2 separate regions of the Homo sapiens genome follow, and region 1 is linked to region 2. A link is a contact called in ENCODE Hi-C or POLR2A ChIA-PET data. All regions are on one chromosome and are shown on one strand. Each heading gives the region's core, a stretch centred on a gene start or an enhancer-like site at or near the end of the contact. The rest is flanking DNA. Distances are from core to core; before and after follow the strand shown.

Region 1 (2,700 bases), core at 51-2,550, 250 kb after region 2:
AGAAAACCCCAGGCCAGGCTGGCCAGGCTAAGATGCAAGGGGACACCTCGAGGGGGATTGAGTTCCAGGCTGTTCCCTCAGAGAAATCCGAGGTGGGGCAGGCCCTCTGTCTCACAGCCAGGGAGGAGGACTGCTTCCAGATTTTGGGTAGGCCAGGGGCAGGTGGGGGCTGGGGCTGCCCTGGGGCCAGGGGGAGGGAAGGGGGCTGTCAGTCCCAAGTCTACCTATTCGGAGGTCTGAACTGCCCTGAGCCAAGCCTTACCCAGGCCCATTCATCTAAGGGTCACACAACTCCAGAAAGTATTCCTTTTTTAACGTATGTTTATTCATTTGTTTATTTGTTTTAAAAGATAGGGTCTTGCTACGTTGCCCAGGCTGGCTTCAAACTCCCAGCCTCAAGTGATCCTCCCACCTTGGCCTCCCGAGTAGCTGGGACTACAGGCGTGTACAACCATACCTGGCTTTCTTCAATCTTATTTTTTAAGATGTATTTTTATTTTTAAATTTAGTATTCCCTTTTGATAGATGGGGAAAGGAAGGCTCAGAAAAAGGAAAATGAAGTGCCCAAACATATCCAGTGAAGACAGGATTTGAACCTGTCAGGCCACCCAGACTCCAGAACCCACTTTTGAGTTTTTTCTACTTTGACTAAAATGAAGTTAAAAAAAAGAAAAATCAGGCAGATTATTGGAGCAACACAAACTCCCTGGGCAATGGAATTTGGAGTCAATCTGTAGAAGGGCTCAAATGCCAGGCTTAGTAGCTAAACTGTATAGTGGGGTGGGGTCGTGGGAGCTATAGAGGGCTCATGCGCTGAGGAGCACAGGTGCCTGTGTGTGGGAGCAGTGACCAAGGAAGCTGGGCATGTGCAATGGGGCAGGACTGTGGAGTGGCCTTCATTGATGATTAGACAAGCAGCCCGTGGCTTGTTCATGGGCTGCAGAGAGCACTGAGTGTGAGTGAGCTTGGCCAGCAGGTGAATAGGGAAAGGGCCTGGGCAGGGGTGCGGCAGGGCTGGGGGTGGGGTGAGATGGGGTCAGGAGAACCCAGAGTGTCCTGACACCCCCCTGCCTCCAGGCTGAAGTGCCCTGGGAGACCCGCCAGCCTGCCTGGTGAGCGGCACCGTGCCACCCAGACAGGGTGGGAGGACCTGGCGGCTGGGCGGCAGCCAGGAGCCCTGCCTCCGCCCCTAGCAGCCGCAGAGACCTCCGCCCCGCCCCGAAATCGCATCCTAGAGTGACAGGATCTGAACCACCTCCAAAGGCCGTTTGATTTATCACCAGCCCGGCTTCCCTGCCGCCTCTTGCTATTTATAAAGAGGTTTCCATTCCTGATGACCGCCTGCCGGCCTGCCAGCCTTCAGGGCGAGCGGTTCCCCACACTTGCCGCTAGGTGGCGCCCTCTCCCCACCAAACAGCACGGTCCCCGGTCCCGCCCCGCCATGGGTGGTCTGGCCAGATTGCGGTGTTATTAGGATGGAGGGTGGGCAGGTCCCACCACCTACCCCATTATTCAGACATAGCAACCCCACTGCCTGGCATTCCGCTTTATAGCTGCTGTGTTTGATTGTTTTTGGTGGAAATGCAGATAGCTTGGGATGGAGTCCTTGTGTCTTATAATGCAGAGGGTCCAAAAAGTCCAAGCTCCCATCCCGTTTGTTCTGCCAGGAGAAGCTGGTCCTCCCTGATAGGAGTGTTGTGTTGGTGGCAGAACTGATATTGGAAACTGGGCCCCATAGCCCCTATCCTGGAGCCAGGTGTCCCCCAGGTATCACTTGGTGAACTTAACTTCCCTAGATGGGGCCCAGGCCAGCAGGAGGGGTGGTGCCAAGGGGAATCCTCAGCAGCCCCTGGCACTGACCATGAGGGCTGTGCTCTGTCCCCCAGATGATTGCCCGCCACCTCCGGCCCCCTTCCCTCACCGCATGGTGGAGCTGAGGACCGGGAATGTCAGCAGTGAATTCAGTATGAACTCCAAGGAGGCGCTCGGAGGGTGAGATCTGGGACCCCAGCTGGGCACTCATGGACAGAGAGTACACCGGGCTCCTGTGGCTTCACATTTCCCCTGTGCAAGGCCCAGACACACACCCCGCTGAGACATGGCCACATGGACATGTTCACCTCTGTGTGGGACACACACTGTGTGCAGCTGTCACATGCTGATGTGCACTCAGTGTTGCTGTCACTTACTCAGACGCACCGTCAGCCATTCAGTGCTTCCGTAGGAAATACACAGCATTTTTCTGTCTGTCTCAGCTCCAGGCACCACACTGACCCCCTCATGGTGATTCCTGCTTTGTAAAAAGCCCTGACTCAGTCTTATACCTCTGCAGATCCTCCCTCTGCCTGAAGGTGCCCTCCCCCAGGGCCCAGGGCCTGCCTGCCCTAAACCTCTAAGGGTCGCATCCCAGGGCCATCCTCCCTACACGCCTGCTCTTCCTGTGCACGTGGTCTGTGTGGTTCAAAGAACCTGCTTCAGCCATTGTCCTGGCAGAACAGCTCACAGCTTCAGGAGGGAGTCAGGGCTGGCTGGGGTGAGTGCTCCCATCTCACCAAAGGGGATCCAGAGGCACCACTGGGTCTGGGACCAAGTTAGGATCAGAGCAAAGGATGCCACTGACCCCGGTGGGCTCTGGGGTCCCCTCACTTACAGCCTCTTCTCTTTCCAGTGGCAAGTTTGGGGCAGTCTGTACCTGCATGG
Region 2 (2,700 bases), core at 21-2,520:
AGCCTGGCATGGTGGCAGGCGACTGTAGTCCCAGCTACTCAGGAGGCTGAGGTGGGAGAATCACTTGAACCCAAGAGGCGGAGGTTGCAGTGAGCCAAGATTGCACCACCGCACTCCAGCCTGGGGGACAGAGTGAGACTCCGTCTCAAAAAAAAAAAAATTATTCAGTGAAAGTGGATCATCATAAATAAAGATCTTCATCCTGGTCTCTGTGTTGAGGAAGAGGAGGGGGTTGGTCTTGGTGTCTCAGGGGTGGCAGAGGTAGAAAAAAAGTCCACGTTTAAGTGCACCTGCACAATTGAAACCCGTGTTCAAGTTTCAAATGTATCTTAAGATTTACTTAATCGTTGTAACAACACTTTGAGGTACCTACATCATTCTTACGATGGGGAAACTGAGGCAGAGACCGTAAGGGCGGGCCCAGGGGGCATGTGAACCCAGAGTGTCTGGCTTCCAAGACTCGTATTCACCGTGGTGCCGTTTGACATGATCAGGATAATGGATCCCTGGTTCCTTTTGGGGGCAGCATTGGAGAAGGGGGTTTGGCACCGTCAGTCTGACAGCAGGGCTGGCTCCTGCAGTGTGAATGAAGCGGTCTTGTGCTCGACTGTGAAGGGGGGTTAGGACCTGCTTCCCAGGGCGGGTCCAGCTTTCTGAGGGAAAGCCTTCAGAGCCTCCATCAGGCCGGCACCAGGTACCAGTTAAGCACTGGGCAGGGAACAGAAGTGGTCAAACGCCGCTTGCCGCGACTTGAAACTGCTGAATAAATGGATAATGTCAAGCGCTATGGCTTAGGGCAGTAGTACCTCCGGTTCCTACGATCGTGTCTGGGGTCCCTGAGGAGCAAGGCAAGAGTCGGCCATTCAGGAGGTCAGAGTTCAGCTGTTCTTGCACAAGCAGGGAAGCTGAGTCACCCCAAACACGGGCAAGACTAGCGGTGGTATCAAATGGCTATCAGGGGCGGGGCCTCAGGGGCCTGCCCCTGCCTCCCCGCCCTGCGTTTGGATTCCCTCCAGCATTCCGGGCCAGGGCGCGGGAGGCGGAGGCCGAGGAGAGGACGGGAGGAGGCTGCATCCTGCCCTGGTGCGTCAGGAAGGGCCGAGCGAGCGGGAAGGAAAGCACCACCCCCCACCCCCGCCGCGGCCACACCTGGGTTCTCCAGGCGGGCAGGGGGGCCCCCGGGCCGGCGCCTGGCTCCAGCAAGTCTGGGCCGCCTCCCCGCGCCGCCCCGCGGGGGCCGCCAGATGGGCTGCCCGCCCGCCAGCTCAGCGACGCAGGCAGGAAACGCCGGCCGGGCTGCCAGGAACGCGCGCAGGGGAGGGGGCGGGCCCGGCCGGGCCACGCCCGCCGGAGGGGAAGGAGGGGCCAAGCACCGCCCGGCGGGGACTGGTGAGCTCCAAGAGCCTGCGATCCCGGTCCCTGCCTTTACTAGATGGGTTTCCTTGGGTAGGTCGTTTTACTTCTCTGTGCCTCACTTTCCCTACCTGTAAAGCGGGGCTGCCTGTCTCCGCTCTTTTTCCCTTTTCTCTTTTATTTGTGCAGCAGGGTTTCACTCTGTCGCCCAGGCTGAAGTGCAGTGGCGCGATCACGGCCCACTGCAACCTCGACCTCCTGGGCTCAAGCGATCCTCCCACCTCAGGTGGGAATATAGGTGTGTCCCACCACGCCTGGCTTTTTTTTTTTTCCCCTAGTTGAAACGGCGGTTCTCACTCTTGCTCAGGCTGGTCTCGAACTCAGGCTCAAGCAATCTTCCCACCTCGGCCTCCCAAAGTGCTGGGATTAGAGGCGTGAGCCACCGCGCCGTGCCTCAGCTATTTTCGTGTGACCGTGTGATCTCAGGACACTTTCTTTCCCTTCTCTTCCTTGGTTTTCTTACCTGAAAAATGGGGTGAACAATTGAACCTCCCTCAACCATGGGCTAAGCCTTTGTTTTCCTCTCCACCGTAGCCCCAACACTTGGCCCATTGCCTGAAACATGAAGGCACTCAGTATTTGTTGTAAGAGTGACTATAAAGGTTTGGGACAATCCTGAGGGCCTGGCTACAGCAGGCACTTCATAAATGGACACAAATTATCAAATTACCTAGAGTCTAATGTTTACCAACCTGCGGCTTCAGGCAAGTGACTTCCCATCTCTGAGCTTCACTTTCCTCGTCTACATAATGGCTGTGAGGATTAAGTAAAATAAATAAATACATGGAAATCACACATAGTGTGTTCTCAATAGATATTTATGGAAGAGTCTCCAAAATATTAAAAAAAGGGAGATACTATTTTGAGTAAATTTGAGGGCAAGGAATATACAAAGGAGTTAGGTGGCTTGGAAGAAGATTTTTGCTATATATGTAAACTAAGCTGTGTGTGGGTGGGTATTTTGCTTGTTGGTTTTTGAGACAGGCTCTCACTGTAGTCCAGGCTGGAGTGCAGTGTGGCAGTCATAGCTCACTGTAACCTTGAACTCCTGCACTCAAGCCATCCTCCCACTTCAGCCTCCTGAGTAGTTAGGACTACAGGTGCGTGCTACCACACCCTGCTCACTTTGCATTTTTTTTTTATTTTATTTATTTATTTTTTTGAGACATAGTCTCGCTGTGTCGCCCATGCTGGAGTGCAGTGGCGCAATCTCGGCTCACTGCAAGCTCCACCTCCCGGGTTCATGCCATTCTCCTGCCTCAGCCTCCCAAGTAGCTGGGACTACAG

Evidence for each region. Hi-C counts contacts between places; a loop is a spot of excess contacts on that map. ChIA-PET counts read pairs that join two places held with the same protein, here RNA polymerase II (POLR2A). Pooled maps may share reads with other maps.
Region 1: a loop to region 2 is called in a pooled map, with 2.4 times the contacts of the local background. The contact joins the enhancer-like site here to the promoter of HM13-AS1 in region 2. A Hi-C loop is called at or near these places in 4 of 168 maps with a recorded cell type or tissue (K562, PC-9, ascending aorta and 1 more) and 8 of 50 pooled maps. POLR2A ChIA-PET finds 5 or more read pairs at or near these places in 3 of 52 experiments (HepG2, PC-9 and activated CD4-positive, alpha-beta T cell).

What each region holds. Positions count from the first base shown.
Region 1 is chr20:31,821,591-31,824,290 of GRCh38, forward strand. It overlaps MYLK2 (myosin light chain kinase 2), which reads left to right. Exons shown (of 13, transcript NM_033118.4): 4 at 1-147; 5 at 1,887-1,992; 6 at 2,669-2,700. Among named protein-coding and RNA genes, the nearest start is that of MYLK2, 3.6 kb to the left of the region's middle. RefSeq lists enhancers at 1,121-1,180, 1,648-2,175, 2,176-2,700 and a silencer at 1,481-1,530. Within about 2 kb of position 1,301, at least 8 of the 41 ENCODE cell types and tissues checked have a DNase peak (open chromatin) inside an H3K27ac peak, as active enhancers do; they include ascending aorta, where a contact is called at or near this core.
Region 2 is chr20:31,571,993-31,574,692 of GRCh38, forward strand. HM13-AS1 (HM13 antisense RNA 1) reads right to left here and starts at 1,271. Exons shown (of 3, transcript NR_046853.2): 1 at 1,150-1,271; 2 at 807-931. It overlaps LOC107985416 (a long non-coding RNA gene), which reads left to right and starts at 1,018. Exons shown (of 3, transcript XR_005647051.2): 1 at 1,018-1,446. RefSeq lists an enhancer at 628-1,169 and a silencer at 971-1,550.